Linked DNA regions of Homo sapiens: regions 2 and 3 are each linked to region 1. Evidence: chromatin loops called from intact Hi-C (ENCODE). Cell type or tissue: chondrocyte. All regions are shown on one strand.

The links. Peaks named below come from ENCODE experiments on the same cell type or tissue, not always from the same donor. Only the 100,000 strongest peaks of a DNase experiment are listed, where the experiment ranks them.
Region 2: it touches region 1 in a loop (9-fold over the local background); 16 of 110 quality-filtered maps call a loop at or near these places.
Region 3: a loop joins it to region 1, with 4 times the contacts of the local background. A loop is called at or near these places in 61 of 110 quality-filtered maps.

Annotation. Positions count from the first base shown.
Region 1 is chr17:10,871,599-10,879,598 of GRCh38, reverse strand. It overlaps LOC124903926 (a long non-coding RNA gene), which reads right to left and starts at 4,411. Exons shown (of 2, transcript XR_007065619.1): 1 at 1,295-4,411. In chondrocyte, CTCF peaks have their summits at 71, 281 (motif pointing left), 3,210 and 3,443 (motif pointing left); no DNase peak of the experiment used is centred here.
Region 2 is chr17:11,294,058-11,302,057 of GRCh38, reverse strand. All of the region lies in intron 2 of SHISA6 (shisa family member 6), which reads right to left. Among named protein-coding and RNA genes, the nearest start is that of SHISA6, 57 kb to the right of the region's middle. RefSeq lists a silencer at 4,994-5,162. In chondrocyte, CTCF peaks have their summits at 4,636 and 4,847 (motif pointing right); no DNase peak of the experiment used is centred here.
Region 3 is chr17:11,140,453-11,148,452 of GRCh38, reverse strand. No RefSeq gene overlaps it. Among named protein-coding and RNA genes, the nearest start is that of SHISA6, 97 kb to the left of the region's middle. In chondrocyte, CTCF peaks have their summits at 3,442 and 3,641 (motif pointing right); no DNase peak of the experiment used is centred here.

The DNA of each region.
Region 1 (8,000 bases):
GGAAGATTGCACATTTTAATCAAAGCACCAGAGGAGCAAGTCTAGATGACTTTACAAAATGTATTTGAGGCGAATTTTGCACAGCAATGTCTGGATATCAGGTAATTAAGTGAAAGGGGAAATAACTTCCCAAGGGGTGTAAACAAACACACCAAGTCAGTCTCATTTCAGTGTTATGCTGAGTGGGGAAAATGGATTTCGGAGTGGACCGTGGACTGCAACAGGGCTGCTTCCTCCAATGTCAAAACAGGCTTTGTGAGGCTGGGAGCTGCGGGGCCATGGTGCCTCCTACAGGTTGAGGGGAAAAAACAACCCTCAGAGAAAGTCTTGTCGAATTTCTTCAGTTAGAGGAGGAAGAGGAAGCCTGAAGCCTGGAAGGGCAAAGTGACTTCCTCAAGGTCGCATGGCTGTTTAGGGGAGGAGCAAAGACCAGACTGGTTTTCTGACCCTCAGTCCTGTGTTGCTTCCAGTCCACCAGGCCAATGCTACCCAAATGTCAGCTACTGGGAACAACAAAAGAAATAATAATAACAACCCAGTGACATCTAAAATAATGAGAGCTAACATGTATAAGTGTGTGTGCCAGGTGCTATGTCTTGTATGATGTCTCCATTTCTCATTAGATAGCTCCCCAAGACCCCAGGAAGAAGATACTATTATCCTCAGTCTAGAGGTGAGAAAACAGAAGCAGAACATTTAAGAAACCAGCCCAACATTACAAGTAGAAAGTGTCGTAGAGCAAGTGCCAGGCACAGATGCCCTGATATCCCATGGTTCCACAGTCTCTGAGCTTCCAGACCCTTCCCCAAGTCCCTAAGACTTCAGAAGCACAAGCCTAGAAACCTCCATCTCCAGGGTCCTGCTACTAAATCTGTTACTACATTTACCAAGTGATATCTCTTTGGGACCACACCAATCCTGATGAGTAACTCAGTCTTTTTCTCAGTTCCATGATAGCAAAACCAAAACAAAGCTGGAGGAAACAAAATGCAAGATGCATTTGCAAGTGTGGTTACTTAGGAGTCATGAGGGAGGGTCCCAGAGAACACCTTCCAGCCATCTCCTGAAAACAACCTTTTAGACATTTTCTTCCAAATTCCAGGGGTTTCTTTCCGGCTTTCTCATAGGCATTTCTTGCTCTTTCTCCTGCTTGGGTCTGGGCTATGGTTCAGCTTTCCAGTTCTTATCTTTCCCCTTATTCCACTTCTTCTATCTCCTTTGTCTCTTTCCTGCATTGTGAGGAAAAAATAAACAATTCATTTCACTGGACACCCATGCCTTCAGGGTCTCTCACCTTCTGCCCTGAGCAGCTTATCAAGATATTTTCTTGGACAGAGGCAATCTCCTTGTTGGACCGGGATTCTGGAACTAGCTGCTAAGAAAATGCATTATTCACTTTGTGACACCAACAAATATGAGGTCTCCACTTCTATTTTTTTATGCCCACATATATGTTTACTTGCACAGCATATGGTTTCTGCAGGATAATTCACATTTGGGACCCCAGAAGTTGAGCATCTTTGTTTATTATGTTTCCCCTGAACTTGTTCTTTCTTGAATTTCACCCTCAAGGCATCATAATGATGCAAACACATACTGGCTGAGGCGGAAGGATGTCCACCTGCCTCCTGACTCCAACCCCTGAAAAACAGCTCTCTCAGAGAGCACACATAGTAGAAGCTCCTTGAGAATAGAGTCCTTGGTTGGCTAAATTCTGTATCCCCAGAACCTAATACTATACATGGCCTGCATACAAAAGGCACTCATTCATTCTACATACATTTATTGAGCGCCTGTTATGATCAAGGCCCTATATTTTAGGTTTTGAAGATATACAAATAAAGAAAATATAGTCCCTAAACTCAAAGTTGGGTCTATATCAGAGGTTCTTGAACTTTTGCAGATATGGGTCCCAGTAAGAAATTGGTAAAAGCCTTAGATCATCTTTCCAGAAAATATACAGTATTTTGGCATACAATCCATGGTAGATAGCAGCAATGGCCCTAATTCTTCTCTCTTTTCTGAATGATGCCCTTGGCCACGCAGCATGGCCAACCTTCCCTCTGTGAGTAGGGGGGCCTTCCCCACCACTTGAATTTGAGCTCATCCATGTAACTTGCTTTGGTCAAAGGGATGTTAGTGGGAATGGCCAATGCAGAAGCTGATGAAACAGACTTGCATTTTGGGGCCTGATCTTTTGCATTTCCACAACCATTATGAGAAGGACCTCCTGGGTTAGCCTTCTAGTCCAGAAGGGAGATGGGAAGCATGTGGAACACGGCTCAGTTGCCGCAGCAAGGGCCAATCTCCATCAGCCAGCAGTCAGGTAATCCCAGAGGTGTAAACAAGCCCATCCAAGAGTGGCAGGACCCCTGCCTGGCTGAATTTCAGCTGACTCTAGACACATAACAAATATTCACTTACTATGGGCCACTGAGGTTTTGTGGTTGCTCTTATTCTGTATTATTGTGGCAGTAAGTAAATAATACAAAATTTTAAGGGCATATCATGGATAGCCTAAAGGTCCAAATACCCCAAGTTGAGAACCCCTGATCTTTTAGGGGACACAGAGAAGGATTCGTGAATTACAGCATAGTAGAAAGAATAACAATGGGGTAAAAGCAAGCACCTAACAAGCTCTTGTTTTGCACAGGAGGTGATGTCCAATCTAAAATCTGAAGAATAGGCAGGAATAGATCAACTTAAGACAGAGAAGAAACTGTTCCAGAAGTGGAAATTAGCAAGCGCAAAAACAATAAAATCAGAGAAAGCGTGGTCGATTAGTTATTTTGATGGGACTGCAAGCATTTTAGTTGCTCTTCAAACAGGTAGCTCTTCAAAAATTGAGAAAGGAGTCCTAAATACTTCCAATATCTAAAGATGCTGACATATTTTTAAAACGAAGGTATGCTAAAAAAAGAGCACAAAAATAATGGTACAACTTAAATATACCATTATTCGTAAGAACGAATAAACTGTTTTAACATCGGGAGGGATATAATGATCGTATGCATGGCCTTATTTGAATGCAACATTAAATGCCTAATCATGTTCTTCATAAATGTGAGAACTGGGACTGGTGGCCTTCCTGTCCCCACACCCCAATCCAGTCTAAAATAGAGGGTGTGAAGACAGAGGGGGTGTTAGTGAGAGCTGAGACTCAATAATGTCTTGTTCAACTGAGTTGAAATGAAGTGAATAATTTTCAGATTTCAACAAGAAGAAAATGCACCCTGGCTTAGTAAGAGTCCTCTCCATTCATCTGCTCATGGGCAGCATAAACTGGAAAGCCCTCAACTTCAACTACAGAGTTTGGTGCACAGACCCCCATCTTGGCCATCTTGATTCCCAAGAGGCCCCCAGCCACTCCACCGGCCCCGCGCAATTGGTCCAAGTTGCCCACTAGCCCACGGCGAGGTGATGATGGTGTCACACCACCACCTAGTGGCCACTCCTGTGAAATCGTATTCTCCTTAACCTCTGGGATTTATAAGCTCGCCCAGGTGAGTCTTCTGCTTGGGAAAGGACTACCAGTGACTGGGAGGACCTAGAGTACCTCTCTCTCAATATACTAAGGGTGATATAAAGTGTTTTGCCCAAATCCCAGCATGTAACACTGAGAGCTTAGTAACCGGAATTAACATTACCATTGTTATTGCCATGATACTGTAGAAATTCCTGAGTCTCTTTGAAATTAATTGGGCTGCCGGAAAATGAGATTTTTCAAAGATAATTAAGAATCCATTTCTACTTTAATTTCATTCAATAAACAGGTACTAAATGTTTAATATATGCCAGCACTGTGCTGTGTAACTGGGACAGCGTGAAGAAGATATAAAAATGGCTAAGATGCAGTCCCTGCTCTAAGACATTTCCAGTCCAGAAGGAGAAGTAGGCACGTAAACAGCCAGCTCTCAAGTGCTAAATAGAGACACAGCCAGAGTGCTGGCTATGACAGCGCGGAAGCAGCAGTGATTCATTTAGACGCCTGTGGTTTCCCTTAATTCTCAAAATAAAATCCTGGTCCTTACTATGGTCTTGCAGGGTCTGGCGGGGCTGCCTCTCTACGCTGCTTCTGGGCCTCTCTCCAGCACCTTGGAGAGCTCCTGGCCTCAAAGAAGGAAAGGAAATTTCATGAGATTGCAGAATAGGCAAAAGGCCGCGAGGGTGGGGGGTTGGGGGTTGCAGATGCTGTTTCTGGAGTCAAGGTTCTAGCTCTATGACCTTGGACAAGACACTTAATCTCTCTGTGTCTTATTAGCCTCATGGAGGAAAGGACGATGTTAATAACAGCACCTACCTCCTGGGGTCATTGTGAGGATTCAAAGACTTTATATTACAATGTAAGGCACTTAGTCTCTGAGGCATGGTAAATCTTCCTCTTTTTTTTTTAAGACATGGTCTTTTTCTGTCTTCTGTCACCCAGGCTGAAATGCATGGCACGATCACGGCTCACTGCAGCCTCAACTTCTTGGCCTCAAGCAAGTAGCCTCCCAAGTAGCTGGGTCTACAGGTGCTCACCACCACGCCCTGCTAAATTTTTTGTATTTTGTAGAGACAGGTTTTCCCCATGTTGCTCCGTCTAGTCTCTAACTCCTGAGCTCAAGCAATCAGACTGCCTTGGCTTCCCAAAGTGCTGGGATTACAGGCGTGAGCCACTGCACCTGGCCTAGATCCTCCATATTTTTATTACCAGCTGTACTCTGCAAAAACCTCCTGGGCTCTCCATGAGATGCAGATCCAACTTCGTAGACATTCAAGCTTTTGTGTTGTTGTTGTTAAAGCTTGGTCTATCCTGTTTAAAGCTTTGCTTTCATATGTGATTCAGCACTTCCCACGCATCCACTGAGTGCATTTGGAATTGGAGGTGCAGAAGAAGGTGCCTGGCAAGCTCCCTTTTTTCTTTTCTTCTTGATTTGTCCCCTTCATCATCCTGTGTGACTCTAAACCCTTTAGAGGCCTACCACTGGCCTGTGGCCCAGCAGCAAGGACACGAGGAGGGGAGATTCTGCTCCCATTGCTCACGTGACAATGTTCTGACTCATTTCTGTGCTGGTGACTTCTATGAGGGAGGATCCTGACGGAGGTGGTGTATTTGGCTAATATGGAAAGCTGTTCAGCCTTGCACTGCTCACCCTTGACTCTTTTCTTTTCTTTTCTTTTCTTTTTTTTTTTTTTTTTTTTGAGACAGAGTCTCACTCTGTTGCCCAGGCTGGAGTGCAGTGGCGCAATCTCAGCTCACTGCAACCTCCCAGGTTCAAGTGATTCTCCTGCCTCAGTCTCCTGAATACCTGAGATTACAGGTGTGAACCACCACACCCGGCTAATTTTTGTATTTTTAGCAGAGACGGGGTTTCACCATGTTGGTCAGGCTGGTCTCGAACTCTTGACCTCATGATCTACCCACCTCGGCCTCCCAAAGTGCTGGGATTACAGGCATGAGCCGCCGCGCCCAGCCCTTTGACTCCTTTCTAAAGAAGATCTCTGGAGGCGAACCATGTGGCCCTTTGTCCACCAGTTTATGTTCACCCTCTTCTCCAGGCCACCATCCTGTTGTCCAGTCTGCTAGACTGGGGGATCCACGTGGGCAGGACCTGTCCATCACCACTGTAGAGTCAGTTCTGGGTACAGTGCCTGGCGTATGTGTGTCTTCAACAAGTGCTCGTGGTGTTTGCAATATTTTCCCTTCCCAGCATCAGGAAATAGATGGGATGAATATTTATGATCACTATCTGATGTCCTTAGACAAAGGGAGGAGAGGGACCAAAAGGTCCACTCTGCATCTTTGGGGGCCTTGTGGGGGTGTAGGTATACAATAACTGCAAGTCCCTATTAGGGCCTCAGCACTCAGAGAGGCTGCTGGCCTGCTCTTATGATAAATATGCCTCTAAAAATATATTGGGAAAAATTCATCTCTTTGTATCCCAGTGAACCAAAGGGAAGTGAAACAGGTCATTAAAATGAGACTTTTTGTCATCTCAGAGTTTCAGCTGTGACCCCAAAGCTAAAAACAATGAGTGCCAAGTAGACACCCACTGTAATGCTGAACCACATGTGTAGGCTTGGCGAAGGGCATTGCCAAAAGCTACTGCTGCTTTCAATAGATGTGCACCTGTCTCCAGGCTATGGAGGAAAAAGCCGAGACTCACAGGAGGTTAAAGAGATGCAAAGGATTAGATCTTTGAAGAGAGATATTGGTGTTTTATATGGGTTGCTCTCCACACATGTGTGAGAGCAAGCTTCGGGTCCAACACCTCAGGTCAGAGAAAGGACAGGACTTAAGGAGAACTATCGAGGCTCCCTGAAGCCTGGGTGGCAGCCAGGCTCATTCCTAAAGAGTCTACAGGTAATAGGCAACAGCTGAATACAGAGGCTGCCAAAGATGCAAGCTGCACTTACACTGAGCGTGGGGGAAGGAGCCTGTGATGGGTGGTCCAGGAAAGAACCAGCCATGGCCCTTCTAGAAAAAGACCCTGTCTGACATATACACGATGGAATACTATGCGGCCATAAAAAGGAATGAGACCATGTCCTTTGCAGGGACATGGATGAGGCTGGAAGCCATCATTCTCAGCAAACTAACACAGGAACAGAAAACCAAACACCACATGTTCTCACTCATAAGTGGGGGTTGAACAATGAGAACACATGGACACAGGGAGGGGAACAACACACACCAGGGCCTGTTGGGGGGTGAGGGGCAAGGGGAGGGAACGTAGAGGATGGGTCAATAGAGGCAGCAAACCACCGTGGCACACGTATACCTATGTAACAAGCCTGCATGTCCTGCACATATGTCCTGGAACTTAAAGTAAAATAAAAAATAAAAATAAAGAAAGAAAAAGACCCTGTCTGAATATGCCCAACAGTAAAAATGTTTAAATAGTTTTATTGAGACATAATAGATTTACAAAGAACTGCACGTACTTAAAGGATGCAATTTGATACATGCACAAAACTGTCTCCATAATCAAGATAAGGAACTCATCCATCACACCCAGAAACGTCCTTCTACTCCTTTAGCATCCATCCCTCCCACCCTTCCCTTTGCCTCATTAAAAAGCAATCACCGCTCTGCTCTCTGTCACTGTAAATCAGTGCGTATTTTTGAGCATTTTATAGAAATGGAATCAGACAGTATGCATGCTTTTTTTTGTCCGCCTTCTTTCACTCAGCGTGATTATTTTTAGATGCAACCATGTTGTCGTATCAATAGTTCACTCCTTTTTATCGCTGAGTGGTACTCCAGTGTGGGAATGTACAACGATTTGCTTCTTCATTCATCTGCTGATGGGCATTTGGGACGTAGGTGGCGGGAATTTGACTAATTATCTTCTGCTCTCTTATTTTTAGAAATATTCTGTTGTCACGTGTGTTGCTTTTATAATCAGGTTACCACTTAAGTGTTTTTTTTTTTTTTAATGAAGAGGAAGAAAAGAAGCTTGCCCATGTGGGCTTCCTGCCAGCAGTGAGGCAATCTCAGCAGGAGCTGTGGGCGTGCCATTGGGTGCACAGCTGTCAAGAGAAAAAAGTCAAAGGCAGCCAACGTGTGGTGGCTTCCTCAGCTTTAGGGGCTGCAGTCAGAGGGCTCATGGAGGAATTCACAAAGTGCCACACAGAGAGAGAGAGACATATGCTTACTGCCACATACAGGTTACAGGCAGGTGCAGGAAGCCTCTTCTGTCCTTCCTCTCCTCTCTCCTCCCCACCTACGACCCCAACACAGGAGGGTCCTAAAATGTCTGCTGGGGTGTTAGGGTAGGTAAGATGGAAATGGGTGGAGAAGCAATCACAACTATTTCCCCCACTATGACTTCCAAACCTGAAATCGGCCAAGTGGTGGAAGGAGAGTCTGGAGTTTGTATATTAGATTGGACTAGATTTTCTCTTACCTAGAAGTAGCCAAGTAACATTATTATATCAAATTTGTCGTTATTGTCTAAGAGTGACCACAAAAGCGACTGCATTCACCCAAAATGTTTTCCAGGGACAGAGATCAG
Region 2 (8,000 bases), 420 kb before region 1:
TGAATAAGTCTCACAAGATCTGGTGGGTTTATCAGGGGTTTCCGTTTTTGCTTTTTCCTCATTTTCTCTTGCCGCCGCCATGTAAGAAGTGCCTTTTGCCTCCCACCATGATTCTGAGGCCTTCCCAGCCATGTGGAACTGTAAGTCCAACTGAACCTCTTTCTCTTCCCAGTCTCTGGTATGTCTTTATCAGCAGTATGAAAACGGACGAATACAAGGCTCCTAAAGCCAAAACCATGCAAAGGGAGAGGACCCCTACAGCTGGCAGTTTCCCCTTATGAGAAATCTCTCCTTGAAGGAGTCACACCTGCATTCCCATCCTTTCTACCGGCATGACATTGACTTGGGGATCCACAAGGACACACCTAGATTGCAGGAACGTTCATAGGAAATGCAGTAAGAGTGGGAAGTTTTCTGGAAGCTGCCTCTGGCTGGAGGAGGCAGGAAGGAGGGGAACGGCAAGGAGGTTGACTGAAGGACGCCTGGAAGAGAAAGACTCATTCATGCACGGTGTGACCAGAGTGGGGAAAGCCTTTATCACAGTTCTCTGGTCAGCACCTTTGCAAAGGAGTGAATTTAGGAAGATACTGACCCAAAGTGCTGCAATCATTTGGACTAGAGCTCATTAGGCCCTAGCAAAGCCCGGAGCCCCCAAAGAAGTGGAAAATTAGAAAGACAAATAAAGGTCAATGTACCATCCCCTTATTGCAATGGAATTATTTACCCACCTGGGGAATTTGATGCCTGGAGAATGTGTAATTAATGGTCCTGGGGGCTGCAACGCACCCAGGAGATAAACAGTGCAACTTCAACTTGAGGGTCCAATGCTCCCCACCCCAGTACCCACCACTACATCATAGGCTGTTAGGGAGGAAGAAAACTAGTGAGGGTTCCAGCTGCATTAAAGGGGTCTGCTACCGGGCTCAGCACAGGCAGAGAGGCTCTGACAGCTAGACGTGGAAGGCCCACAGTGAAGCTGAGCACGGGACTCCACGCAGCTGTACTGGAGAAGTTCTTTTGCTTCAGGCCTTGCAAAAAAACTCTTTAAACGTGTTTCCCTTGACTGGTATTAAAGGCTGTTTGTTTTCTCTTCTGTGTGAACATGTTGTGATTTTCTCTCCCCCCACCCCATACAGGGCTGAACAATTACAGTATGTTCTTGAAGCACAAGCAGATGGGGCGGGAGGGTGGGGCTGTGTTCCCCCATGTGCTCCACCTCCCTTCCCTACCACCCAAACTGAAATTATCAACTAGCATTTCACAAAGAGCCAGGTTCCTGGCCAGTATGCCGGGGAATTGAAATAAGAAGCCTGTTTTTCCTAGAGCCATCTCTTATGAAGGGGTAATATTTAAACCCACAGTCACTGAATTACAAAAAAAAAAAAAAAGAAAAAGAAAAAAAAGTCCTAAACTGGCAAAAAGGGAATTCTCTCCCAAGAAGGGCACACAGGCTTGCCACAACTCACTCTCTAAAAGCTCACTGGTGCCACGGGTGTCTTGGATGTGACACCCAGATGAAAACTTAGAGATCAAAACTGAAAATGGCCCACAGGCTTCATCGTGCCTGACAGTTCGGGTCAACTGACAGGGCTGCCTGGAAAACAGTGTTGAGAAGGATTCTAAGATGCACTCGGATTCTGAAGGAAAGAGGGCTGCAGTCAGTTGCCAGTGCTCCATGGACACGAAGAGAAGGGCAGTGGCTTGCATGCCCCATGTTTGCCCATCCTAAGTCAGTACGGCACAGTGGTGCCCAGGGCCCAGGTCTACACTGGTTGGGAACTCATGCTTCGGGTATTGTGGTAAACAGAAAAATGCCTCCCAAAGATATCCACATCCCAGTCCTTAAACCTGTGAAGGTGTTGCCTTTCTTTTTTTCTTTTTTCTTGTTTTTCTTTTTTTTTTTTTTTTGTTTTAAGATGGAGTCTTGCTCTGTCGCACAAGCTGGAGTGCAGTGGCGTGATCTCAGCTCACTGCAACCTCCACCTCCCAGGTTCAAGCGATTCTCCTGCCTCAGCCTCCCAAGTAGCTGGGACTACAGGCACATGCCACCACGCCCAGCTAATATTTTGTATTTTTAGTAGAGATAGGGTTTCACTGTGTTAGCCAGGATGGTCTTGATCTCCTTACCTCGTGATCTGCCCACCTCAGCCTCCCAAAGTGCTGAGATTACAGACGTGAGCCACCGCACCTGACCTGAAGGTGTTGCTTTTCATGGCAAAAGGAACCTTGCAAGTGGGATCAAGTTAAGGTTCTTGAGATGAGGAGACCACCCTGGATTGTGTGGGTAGGCCCACACGGGATCCTTATAAGTGGACACAGGTTGGTCAGAGTCAGAGAGAGAAGGTGATGGGATGGGGAAAACAGAGATTGGAGTGATGCACTTTGAAGATGCAGGAAAGGACCGTAAGCCAATGAATGCATATGGCCTCTAGAAGCTGGAACAGGCAAGGAAATCGATTCTCCCCTAGAGCCTCCAGAAGGAACCAGCCCTAACATATCTTGACTTCAGCCCAGTGAAAGCTATTTTGGACTTCTGGCCCAGAAATGTAAAAGAATAAATGTGTGTTGTTTTAATCACAGGGAATAAATTTGTGTTGTTTAAATCTGCGGTAATTTGTTTTAGCAGTTAATAGGAAATGAATACAGCATGTTACTTATTCTCTGTGTCTCAGTTCCTGCATTGAAAAAAAAAACACCAGAAATAGTAATATCTACCTCTGATGGAGCTTTCAGGACAATTAAATGTAATATAATGTATGTAAATCACTTAGAATAGCATCTGGCACCCAGTAATTCTCAATAAATATTAGCTATGATTATTCCGATCCAACTGCTTTATTTTATGGGGGAGAACATTAAAATCCAGACAGAGAATAGAATGTACTAGAGGTCACAATGACACAATGAAGAAATGTGGTCCATCCTAATGCTTTATTACTGAAGAGTAGCTCTTTTATTTGTGAAAGGGACATGGGAGCTACAGAAGATTCAACCATTCTTGGTCATGGAAGGAAAGGGGATGTATTTTCGCCATGACTTTTAGTGGCAAAAACTGCAGTTACTTTTGCATCAACCTAATAGACTAGACCCAAAGCACATTCAGCAGCTGACTCTGATTTTCTACCATCCCTGAACAAATCTACCTCTAACATCAGTCCACCCTCAGAGAGCCACCTTGAGTAGCTGCAAAAGCTAGGCTCCTCACTCTCCCTTTAACCCAGCGATGAGGTCTGCCTCCTTGAGCTAGCTGCTGACAGTGAACTTGGAACATGGTTTGGCCACTGGGAGTCATTTGTTAGTGTTCTTGGTTCTCACTGTGCCTTCCCTCAGCCATCCACTCCAGACTCCTATGTTGGGTCTTACGTTACCAGAATCTGTACTGCTTTCAGAATCATCATGGCAAACACCCCACTGCAACACTGCCTAGCACATTCCCCAGCTGCCATGGCACTGACCCCACTGCTTTCTCACTGGCCATCACACCCTCCTTGTCATCACCTGTTGCCTGCTGGCCCAGCCTGAGTTCAGTAGTCTATCATGATAATATCTGCATGTCCAACAGGCTCCAGGCTCTAGCTGTGTTTCTCTTTGGTATACTCACCTGGAACACCCTAAACTACCATCTTCTCCTCACTTGCACTCAGCAGCTGAACCTTCCCAGAACTGTATGAGTGAGCTTATTGGTTTCACATTAAACTCACGAGCACAAATCTCCACTGGGCACTCAGTCTGGCCAGGCAGCCTCTCTTATTGTGTGTCCCACTCTTGAAGTGGTTGATCTCATATTTCTGGTTCCAGGCTAGAGGCAGTAGGCACAGAAGTAAAGTACATAGATGCTGGAATGAAGACGCTCAGGTTCAAGTCCAAGCTCTACCACTTACTAGCTGTGGGATCTTTATCAAGGAACTAACTTTCTTGGCTTCAGCTTCCTCATCTGTTCTTCAAAATATTACATAAATTAATTCATAGATGTAAAGGTTTTAGAGCAGAGATTGGCATAACATAAGCACACCATAACTAGAAACAATTATGATGATCTTTTCAACTCTTTGGCTTTCCATCCTCAACCTCTAATAACCTCACCTCAAGTATCATTCAGAAAACAGAAGGCATCAGATGGGAACTTTCTCGTCCTCCAACCACCAGATAAACAAACCCTCCAGCTCCGCCATCCATTTTCTCTTTCCTCCTGCTAACACCAAGGAATTAATTGCTCCTTCTTTCGCTGAAGGGCAATATCTCCCCACTTCATTTAGGGATTCCATTCCTATTTGACCATGACAGAAACCACAAGATACTGCTACACTTGGATGGGACAGGGTCCTAGCAGCTTCCCCTCCCTTCTTCTACGGTAAGAAAAACTGATTTCCAGCTAAGCACACAGATACTAAGAACAAAGGCTGTATTGCCCAGTCTCCTTTGTAGCTCAGCATGACCATGTGGCCAGATTCTGGTTAATATGACTTGAAAGAAAGGGATGTGAGTAACCTCTGGGGCACAGCCTCAGAAGGACAGCTTGCTCCTTTGTTGCCCTCGCTTCCATCCTGATGCTTGGAGTGTGGATGCAGGGTTATATTGTCCTGGACCCCCTAGACAAGGACCCTAGAGATGGAGGAACAAGCTGTATGAAGGGGCCAACTTCGTGAACAACCTCGTGTAGTAGAATGATCATTCCAGTTCTAGAACAATTATCTTGGGCTATTCATTGCAGAGGAAATAACCTTTCTTATTTAACCACTGCTACTCGAGGTCTCCCTTACATACAGCCAAACCTATATACTAATTAATACACTCAACTTCTCTTGGATTTCACTCCTCTGCATGCCCTCTCTCCATCTCCAAACTCTTACTCTCCACTAGATGGAGCTCTATGGCAAACACGCATGATCTGGTGTCTTCCATCTATAAGAGGTACGTTCTTGATTCCATATGCCCCCAGCACCATTTCTTTACTCCTTTTCCAAGCAAAACTTCCCAAAATGTCATCAGCACAGTTCTACTTCTCCTCATCCACCTCTTTGCTTCATCCAAATTGGCCTCTCGAGTCCCTGAAGCCCCAGTGGGACTGCTCTTTCTGAGGTTGCGGTTGACTTCCATGTTACAAGCCCAGTGGTATCCTCCGTTCTCTAATCATTTAGCCCCTCCATGGCTTTACACATGGTAAGTTATTTCCCCTTTCTTGATGCACTCTCTTCTCTAGCTTCTGGGACACCACAACCTCCTGGATTTCCTTCTACTCCCTTTCTGATCAGCTCCTACCTGGGGCTCTTCCCACGCTCCTGCTATGCAAATGACCTCAAGTTTTCGAGTCCCTCAGTACTTAGTCCTAGGGCCCCTTCTCCCCTAGCTCAATATTCTGTTCCTAGGAGACATCCCCCCATCACTTCCAATACTCCCTAGAGGAAGATACTCACATTTATATTTCAGCCCAGGCTGCTCCTGGGCTCTATAGGTAAGCAATGTCTCCTACGTAACATGTCCAAAACACAAGTCTTCATTTCCAGCATCCAGCACTGGCTACTGAGGACTCTTTTCTATTCCATTAAATGGCACCACTATAGTCAAACACCTGGGATCCATCTCAGTTACTCCCTTTCTAATCCATACAATCCCCACACCCAATCCATACACAAATCAAGCCCCACTGGTTTTGCCTTGAAATCTATTTGGTAGCCTTCCCATTCTCTGCACGCTCCTTTCCACCACCTACTCTAAGCCCCTATCTTCTTTCTTCCTTGGACTACTCTTATAATCTTAACTAGTCTCCTTTAAGTCACTCCTGTGCCCCTCAGCCCATTCTCCAAACAGCAGCCAGAAAGATCTTTCAAACATGTAAAGATGACCATGTCATTCCCAAGTGTCCACTCCATCAGGGCTTCCTATTGTCCCTTCCTGCAGCATGTATAATTCTGCATGCCCTGGCCTCCTCTCTAGAACCTTCCCTCACACCCCCTTCTTCCACTACGCAGGAGTCACACTGGTCTTCTGACAGTTCCTAGAGCAAACCAAGCTCTCTGGCTTATCAGCGCCCTTGCACTTGCTATTCCCATTGCCTGGAATGTTCTCCCCTGACTTTTTTTTTTTTTTTTTTTTTGAGATGGAGTCTCGCTCCATCACCCAGGCTGGAGTGCAGTGGCGTGATCTCAGCTCACTTGCAACCTCCACCTCCCGGGTTCAAGCGATTCTCCTGCCTCAGCCTCCTGAGTAGCTGGGACCACAGGCGCCCGCCACCACGCCCAGCTAATTTTTTGTATTTTTAGTAGAGACGGGGTTTCACTGTGTTAGCCAGGATGGTCTTAATCTCCTGACCTCATGACCTGCCTGCCTCAGCCTCCCAAAGTGCTGGGATTACAGGCATGAGCCACCGCACCCGGCCCCATGACTTCCTTTTAATCTTTTAGGTCTCAGCTCAAACGTCACCTCCTCAAAATGGCTTGCTAGGACTGTCCCTGTCATCCTTTATCATTTACAAAATCCTTTATGACTCATTTATTGCATCCACTTCTTTACTTCCAACATCACCTTCCCATCATTTATTGTGTCACCTTTATTTCCTTTATAGAGCTTACAATAATTTGTATTAATTTGGATTAAATACTGGAATGTGGGCATGTTTGTTATTTACTGTCTGTCTCCCCCACTGACTGTAAGTTGCCAAGAGCAGGGAATTCAGAGTCTTATTCACAGCTGTATCCTCAGAATCCATCATGGGCCTGAGACTTAGTAGGTGCTCAATAAACATTAGTAGAATGAATGAATACTCATTAGTTTGGATGGTACAATTGTGACTATGGTACTCCAAGAGAAGACTGATATGGTAGTCCCCTATTATCTGCCGTTTTGCTTTCTGCGGTTTCAATTACTTGCAGTCTGAAAATATTAAATAGAAATTTCCAGAAGTAAACAACTCATAAGTTTTAATTTGCTCACCTATTCTGAGTAGCTTGATGAAATCTCCCACCCACCCGGGACGTGAATCATCTCTTTGTCCAGTATTTTCACACTGTACCGGATACCTGCCTATTAGTCACTTTAGTAGCTGTCTTGGTTATCAGATCGACTGCCGCGCTATCCTAGTGTGCGGGCTTGAAAAAGCTTTATTTTGCTTCTTAATGGTTCCAAAGCACAGAGTAGCGATACTGGCAAGTCAGATATGCCAAAGAGAAGCTGTAAAGTGCTTCCTTAAAGTGAAAACACAAAAGTTCTCAACTTAATACAGAAAGAAAAAAGACTTATAGGCTGAGGTTGCTAATGTCTATTGTAAGAACCAATCTTTTAGTGGTGAAATTATGAAGAAGCAAAGAGAGATTTGTGCAGGGTATATATAAGGTTTGGTACCATCCTTGGTTTCAGGCATTCAGTCTTGGGGGTCTTGGAACGTACATAGCCCCTCAGATAGGGAGGAATACTGTATTTGACTTTCTTAGTTTCATCTGTTATCAACAGTAGAAAAATAAAGCTATGAAAAAAATATATATTGTCTCATTTGGGAACAAACTTTGCAAGACTGGCAGTGGGATTCTGTCTGTTAAATCAGCAAAAAGGAGCAGCCTCGCACGCGGGGAGCAACCTGCTCATGCCACTGTCTTCTTGGGTCCACAGCTGCTACCTTCTCCCTGCCCCTTATCCTGCCAAAGGCCTGGGGTGGACAGGACCCAACCCTCACACTGCTCAGAGCCTTAGGGACATGTCTAGAGCCTCTGGTTTAACTTAAAAACAAAAACAAGGCTGAAGTGAGAGCCAGTTGGTTACTAGGCTGGAGAAATGTATGGAAGAGTGAAGACTGTATGGGAGCCTTTGGGTATCTCTGAAGGTTTTGTTGGAGTCATTCGAGCTGATATCCCCTCAGTATTGAGGATATTAACAATAACACCAGCCGGGCATGGTGGCTCATGCCTGTAATCCCAGCACTCTGGGAGGCCGAGGTGAGTGGATCACGAGGTCAAGAGATCAAGACCATCCTGGTCAACATGGTGAAACTCTGTCTGTACTAAAAATAC
Region 3 (8,000 bases), 270 kb before region 1:
ACATCAGGTGATCCACCCGCCTCGGCCTCCCAAAGTGCTGGGATTACAGGTGTGAGCCACCACGCCTGGCCTGTAGTTTAAAAAATTAATTTAAAAAAGAGTGTCAGCTCACTAAAACGAAAACACGAAATCATTTTTTTTTCAATTTCTGCTGCGACTTGTGTTTCATTCAACGTTTCCCCCACGTGATAGTGGATTCTCCTCCCGATAGCACAGTTGAATTCCATTGTTCTTTGATCACTTTTAGTTATTAGATCCGTCTTACATCCTTTCTCTTAGATTCAGTGTTGTTTATTTTGATGGTTAATTTTATAATCATTTTAAGGTCCTCCTCACCAATCCCTGCCTATAGGGGTTACACTTGTGGCTCGTGGCTTGAATATAGAGGTGGCACATACCGCATCGATGTCATAGCCCAAAGGAAGGAGAGGAGTGCCACGGGGCCCTTATTGGCTGACCCGTAGCAAAGTCACCACTTCTTTCTGTTGGCTTTTGTCTGTTTTCCGACAGCCAGTAGCCATCGATTCTAACTGTGTATCAAGTCTCCAAGACACATAGCTGTCAGATTCCAAGAATACTGGTTATTTCAGAGAGGGTGTTGGCTGGTGTTTCTGAGAGCCCTGGGGGACCCACTGCCTGCACATTCCTTTGGATTTGTTTCTCAATTTCAATATATCCCCCTCCTCCCAAAACTCACTACAGGCCTATCCCATCTTGCTTCTTTGTCCCCCATACCATGCCTGCAGCCTTATAGGCTGAAATAGCTTCAAGATATCTGGAGCTATCTACCTTTATGTCTTAGAAAACTTACACATCTTTGCCACATGAAAATGTGAGGAGTTCTGGCTCCCCCACGGAAGTCTCCCCCCATTGCAGCCGTATCTTCTCTCTTCTACCTTTATTGACATGCCCTACTGGTAATTAGGTTTGCCAGTCCATTCGTTTGTCACCTTTCTGACAAGATGATCTTCTCATCCCAGAATTAGTGGAGGGAGAAAAGATTTAGGCACTTCCCACTGTGTGGTGGTTTGTCTTGGTGGCGCCTTCCCTCAGCCTTGGAGAGAAGAGAGAGCTACTTTTTGTAAACATGACATTTCTTCAAAATGCCACCTCCTCTCTCTCTCAGCCATCTTTTTATATTAGAGTGGTGCGTGGGGAGTAGGTGGGCAGTGCTAGATTTTCTGAATGGCATCATTTTACACACCCTGAAGGAAGAGGACTGACTGCATAGCTAGTGACCCCCTCAACTGAAAATGTAGGGTACGTTGCAAATTTTCTTTTTCGTAGTGGACCGGAGTAACTGTTATGGACTGAATGTTTGCATCCTTCCAAGTTCATCTGCTGAAGACTTAACCCCCAATGTTGTGGTGTGAGGAGGTGGAGCCTTTGGGAGGTAATTAGGTTTAGAAGAGGTCATGAGGATGGAGTTCCCATAGTGGGATTATAAATAGGACACTCCTACAGTGTCCTTATAAGGAGGGGAGGAGAGACCTCGCTGTCTCCATGTCCATGCCCAAAGAAAAGGTCTAGTGAGCACACAATGAGCTGAAGGCTACCTGCAAGCCAGGAAATGGGCTTTTGCCAAGAAACACATCTGCCACCAACACCTTGATCTTGGACTTCCCAGCCTCCAGAACTGCGAGATATAAATCTCTGGTGTTTAAGCCACCCAGTCTGTGGCATTTTGTTATAGTAGCCTGAGATGACTAAGACACTAACCACTTCCAATATTTGGTAACTAGCAACATTTTATTACTATTGTGGCCACCTTCCAAGAGGGATAGACCTCCCTCCCAAACTGGTTTAGATGTTGCAACCGATGATGCCACATGTTCATCAAGAGACTGTGAAAACTTTTATTACTTATATAATTGAGTTCTCTGGGAGATCAGGGCAGGCCTCCCAAGCAGGTCCAAACTAACCTGAGAGATTGAAGAAAGGAGATTGATCTGAGTTTTAATGGTGGTTGGGGAGTAGAGCCAAGGTGAAAGTTCCTGTGCTGGGGCAGGGGGTTATAGGGTTTGAATTTCCTGCTAGAGCTAAGGAGGAAGGGCCCAGGCTTTATTATCTCTCTTTCCAGATGTGGGGCACAAGGAGTAGAGGAAGGAAGGAGATATAAAAGCCGTCAACAATTAAACACAAGAAAATGGATCCAGATTCTTTGTTACAATTACGTAGATATCAGAGAGAACAAAGATGACGCCATTCTTCAAAGTGATTACTGTGGAAAGCTGGAAGTCTTGCAAGAAGCAAAAACCAAAACGAGATCAAATGTGCAAGGTCTTTTAAGAAAAATGCCTGCAGGAAGGAAATACCTGTGGGGTAGGATCAGAGGGAGGCAAGCTGGGAGAAACATCAGACCATGAGGCAAGTTTGACCTTGAGTGAAGGATGGAGAAAGAGAAGGTTTGATGGAAACATCCTAGATTTCTGTGTAGTCTACAAATGGTTCAGCAAAGTCTTGGGATGTCTTTGAGCCAAAGCTGGTCATCAAGAGGTGTCCCTGCTAGGGATGAGTCTTCCTTCAGTCCCTGCTACGTTCTTTTCTGAGCTGGGAGCAGCCCGGGGAGGCCTGGCCTCTGTGTGAACAGGTAAATGGATTTCACACTTCAGTGGCTGGGCCCCTGGTCAATTATCTTCATATAGTTGTAAGACCGTGTCACATTCTCGTGGGTACCATCTACATTCCGAATCCAAATGATTTTTTTTATTGCTAAAAATATGTTGGAGTTCCTTTTCAGAGAAGCTTGTTCACAGACTAGCACAGAAGCAATAAATGGGAAAAATAGTTTGATGGTTTATTTAAATGACTTTTTACTCTTGACCAAAAACAGCATATCCGGCCTAACTACCTATCTCAGTACTTACCAGAATAGGCTCTGTGTGGCCTTGGCTATTTCAAATAAAAATGAATCTGCACTGAAATGATAAAAGTTACCATGATTAATGGTATTTTGAGGAATATGTCACAGGATCTGAAGGCAATTCCTGTAATTCCAGATAAATTCTAAACAATGGTAACATCATAGAAATAAGTGTGCAGCTTTCCAAAGTGATTTTATTCTCACTAGCTATAGGACTTCAGGAATAGCATAAAAAATAAAAGTAACTCTACACTTTAATTTCCTCTTTGCGTGTGCACAAACATATGGGTACATGTGAAGTTTATTCACTATGAAGCTGATGAAGGAGACCCTTTCATGGCTCTGTATCTAATTTTGCATTTGTATTTTTATATTTCTTTTATCAAAGGGAGCTTCCCAAATTTCATAACCTTTAAGGCTCACAAAACCTTTAACCACCACAAGTATTTGTAGTTACGTGTGCATATCCCAGGATGTCTTTAGTGTGTGTGTGTTTCTGTGGCTTTCCCTCTCCCATCCTCAAGCTTAGGTACATATGGTTCTCCATATGGGTTAATGCTTTCCATCACTCACGTTTCTAAATGTCTTCAGATTGTTGAATAAAAATACATTAGAAAGTATATTTTGAGAAAAACACTGTTTAGACAAATCTCTGAACCAAAGAGAAGCATGGAGGAAGGACAGCTTCTTTCCCTCCCAGAGACTCAAGTTTGAAGTTTCTACTGTAGCTAAGTTTTGGGAAAAGGATCTCTTTCTTCAAACCACTAGAGGGCATTGCTGTGCAGACAATTGCCGGATTTGGGCAGGGTGCTGAACTCCAGGGAGTAACAAGGAAGGTGACTCACATTCCTACAGCCTCCAAGTCCCTTTTCCTTTTCAAAACACATCTTTCTCTAATCAGAATGCTGCTTCTTGGCTCTGAGTCTTCCTAGTATCACTTCCTTACCTCTCACTCTCTAATAAGGCCACCCACACCTGTCCTCCAGATTCTTTGCCGATGTGACTATCATCTCTGTGAACGAAGGTTAAAGGACTCTCATTGACTTTGGGATGGTGGACCAGGGTGACATATAAGACATGGAATGAATGCTGAACTCACTCAGGAGACCTGGATTTGGGCCCAAGACCTTTCTTCGGCTATGCAAAGTTAGAAAATCACTTTACCTGTCTGAACCTAGCTGTGCTCACCTGCAAAATGGGACACAGAGTCCTCTAAAGTTCTGTGTCGATAAGAAGAGAACTGGATCTCACTAAACATCCTCATATGAAGGCAAAAGCCTAGTTCTTCCCTGTCATTCACTAAGTAAGAATACAAGTGAGTGGTTAAAAACTTTCATTTTAAAATTCTAAAAGCAAATCCTTCAGTGCTGTTCATAAACTGGTGAATAGAATTCCAAATTAAAGACTTCTTTGGGCTTCCAGTCCAGCAGGTAAGGAGCTTGGAAGTTGTCTCTTCCATCCACACAACAAGAGAAAAAGCTGAATAAACTTAAAGTGAACAGCTCTTCTTAAAGCAATCAGAAAACCCAGCATAGGGCAAGCAGCTGCCCCCCAAATGGAAGGATGAACAGTCAGATACAGAGAATCAATTAGTGGAGCAAAGCCCAGGAGCAGAAAACTCTGTGGGAACCAGTACCAGATCCCTTTTACCCAGTACATCATGTTTAGCTTGCAACAAAACATGACAAGGCATAAAAGACAACCCCCCACTGCCAGTTTGAAGAGAGAGAGCAGATCTCAGAAGCAGACTCAAACATGGCGGAGATCTTGGAATTAGACTGGGAATTTAAAACAACTATGGTTAATATGCTAAGGGCTCTAATGGGAACGTGAGCAACATGCAAGAACAGATGGGTAATATGGGCAGAGAGATAGGCATTCTAACAAAGATCTAAAAAGAAATGCTAGAAATCAAAAACACCATAATAGAAATGAAGAATTCTTTTGATGAATTCAACTGAGGAAAGAATCAGTTAGCTTGAAGAGCTATCAACTGAAATTTGAAAACTGAAATGCAAAGAGAAAAAAGAATGGAAAAGAACAGAAAACCCAAGGACTTCAAGACGATTATAAAATGTGTAACATATATGGAATGGAAATACCAAATTAAGGACTTCCACCTTCATCTACCCATGTGCTATTCAGCCACCATCACCCACATCAGCCACACCACTCTTGATAGGGTCAAAGCCCTGGGATAAACTAAGAAACCATGATTTTGCCTGTAATTCCTAACATTGCCAAATCTTATTACACTATCTATGTATTAAAAATGAAAGACTTCACAAGGGACCAAAGAGAATTTGAAGAAGGGGAAAGAAGGTTTATCCAATCTCTTTGCAATCTCATAGTCCTCATTAAATTGTGTCTGAAGCCACTTCTACCTTCTCAGGGCTTCTGCCTGAATCCCGTACTCCTCAAAAGACAGCTCGCTCAAACCACTGGGCTGTGACAAGGAGTTCTTAGAGATGATGTTTCTTCATCATATTAACTGGAATGTCTTATTCCATTTTTAATGGGGCTTTTTTTTGTATTGAGCTACGGAGAGATTGGGCCAGTTTGGAGCAACACATGGAGAGATAGCCTCCTTCTGTCCCTCTAAGAAAATAGGCTTGAGGTCTCCTGACTGTACTCATTTCTTCCATTCTAAACCTTTCTCTTCATTGGAATCACCTTTATTGTAGATGTCCTAAATATCATGAAAAGGCCTGCTGCATTCCATTCTCATTCCTACCCTCCTCACTGTTCCATTTGCACCCTGCTTAAGGTTCTTCAGTAGCACCCCTCTTGAAAGTGACTTTCAAAGCCCTCTGTGACCTGCTGGAATGATCTGCTACCATTACTTTTATGGCAAAAATTGCAATTACGTTTCCACCAACCTAATACCACCTGCCAAGTTTCTGCAACACTAAGCTATTTGTAATTACCTAAAACCCAAGACATTCTCTTGCTTTCTTGTCTTTATACATTCTGTTCCCTATGCCTAGAAAAGATCTCTCTCCATTTTTTGGACTAAGTAATCAACATTATGTTTTAAGATTCAGCTCAACAGTCACCTCCACCAGGAAATCTTCCCTGAAAAGCCAGTCCAGGTTTTTGAAAATCCATAACTTTCCTAGGACTTCCTCCTTCATATGGGTATACCTTTGCTTTATCACTTGCCCTAGACTATAATGACTTCCTGGTAGCTCAGATGCCTGGAGGACAAGGATTATGTACATTTCTCTAAACCTATTTTCTAGTACAATACATGGAACAAGGTGTCTTATATGAATCAAAGAATAAACGAGTTGACAAAGTAAAATCTCAAAAATAAATTGTGAAAAAAATAAATGTGGGTCATGAAGCAAGAAAACCAAAGATAGAAGAAAAAAAAAAACAGGAAATAAAAAAGACAAGAAAATTCTATGTGCTGTTTTACACATAAAAACTGGATTAACGTTCCAGTCCTGATTCTGACAATTAAGGAAATGCAGCTTAAGAAATCCTTTTCAAAATGAATTTTTTAAAGAAAACTTACAGATAAAAGCAGTAGAATGGCAACAGAGTATGTCTTTCAAAATACTAAATCTGGGTGTGGTGGCTCACACCTGTAATCTCAGCACTTTGGGAGGCTGAAGCAGGTGGATCACCTGAGGTCAGGAGTTTGAGACCAGCCTGGCCAACATGGTGAAACCCCATCTCTACTAAAAATACAAAAATTAGCCAGGTGTGGTGGAAGATGTCTGTAATCCCAGCTACTCAGGAGGCTGAGGCAGGGGAATTGCTTGAACCTGGGAGGCAGAGGTTGCAGTGAGCAGAGATCGCACCACTACACTCCAGCCTGGGCAACAGAGTGAGACTCCGTCTTAAAAAACAAACAAACAATAAAAAACTTACAGATAAAAGCAGTAGAAGTGCAACTATGCACTGAATGTTTATTTAGTGCATAGCAGTCTTTGTCCCCCAAACTCATATGTTGAAGCTCTAACTTCCCAGTGTGATTGTATGTGGAGGTGGGGCCTTTAGGAGGTAATTAGGTTTAGATGAAGTCATGGGTGTATGACCCCTATGATGGTATTAATACCCTTATAAGAAGAGCAAGAGATCAGCATCCTCTCTCTGTCATGTGAGGCTACAGCAAGAAGGTGGCCACCTGCAAACCAGAAAGAGCGCCCACACAAGACATTAAATCCATTGGCACCATGATCTTGGACTTCCCAGCCTCCAGAACTGTGAAAAAATTAATGCCTGTTGTTTTAGCCACTCAGTGTATGATATTTTGTTATAGTAGCCTGAGAAGACTGAGACAAAGACACAACAAATATATCAGTTCCCTGCACCTCACCCTCTTTAATACCCTAGAAGCAACTTTGTTCAAATCTTTTAGCTGTTTCTTACACGTAGCTCCATGTTAAAATTGATGAACATAAGCTGATATCTCTTGATCAGTAGCTCTGGCTTCTTACAATGCCAGCAAATAATTGAGGTTTTGTTTATGTTTTTATTTTATATCCAGTTTATACTGATGTCATTCTTCTGATGTAGTTATATCACAATTTGGGGTTATGTCCACATCCAGTATTGTATTAGTTGCGAATGAGCTTGGTTGCAAATAACAGAAAACACTCTGAATAGTAGCTTTCAGGCAGTCAAGCGCTGATGTAGTTGCTTTGTGTTGTCATCAGAGACACAAGATCTTTTTGTTTTTCTATTTCTCATTTTTGCCGTGTGTGTGTGTGTGTGTGTGTGTGTGTATACGTGTGTGTGTTTTCTTATGATCATAAGGTAGCTGCTGCACCTCTGGCATTATATCCATGTTGCAGGAAGGAAAAAAGAAGAGGTACAAGAAGGAGAAAGGAAAATGAAAACTTCCCCAGGAACCCTTAGCACATGTCTCAGCAGGCACCGAGTCACATGGCTATCTCACACTGCAAGATAATCTAGCATTGCACAGATTTTCAGATAGACACATTGCTGCCTGAACAAAATTGATATTTTGATAGGAAAAAAGGGGTGTAGGAATTGGCAAAGTAGCTAACAGAATCAGTCACCAACGTTTTTATTACCATTACTATGTGAATAGTGCTAACTGCTTAACCAGTTATATATTATGAATATTTATGTTCTTGTACATATTTGCCCGGAATCAATGCTT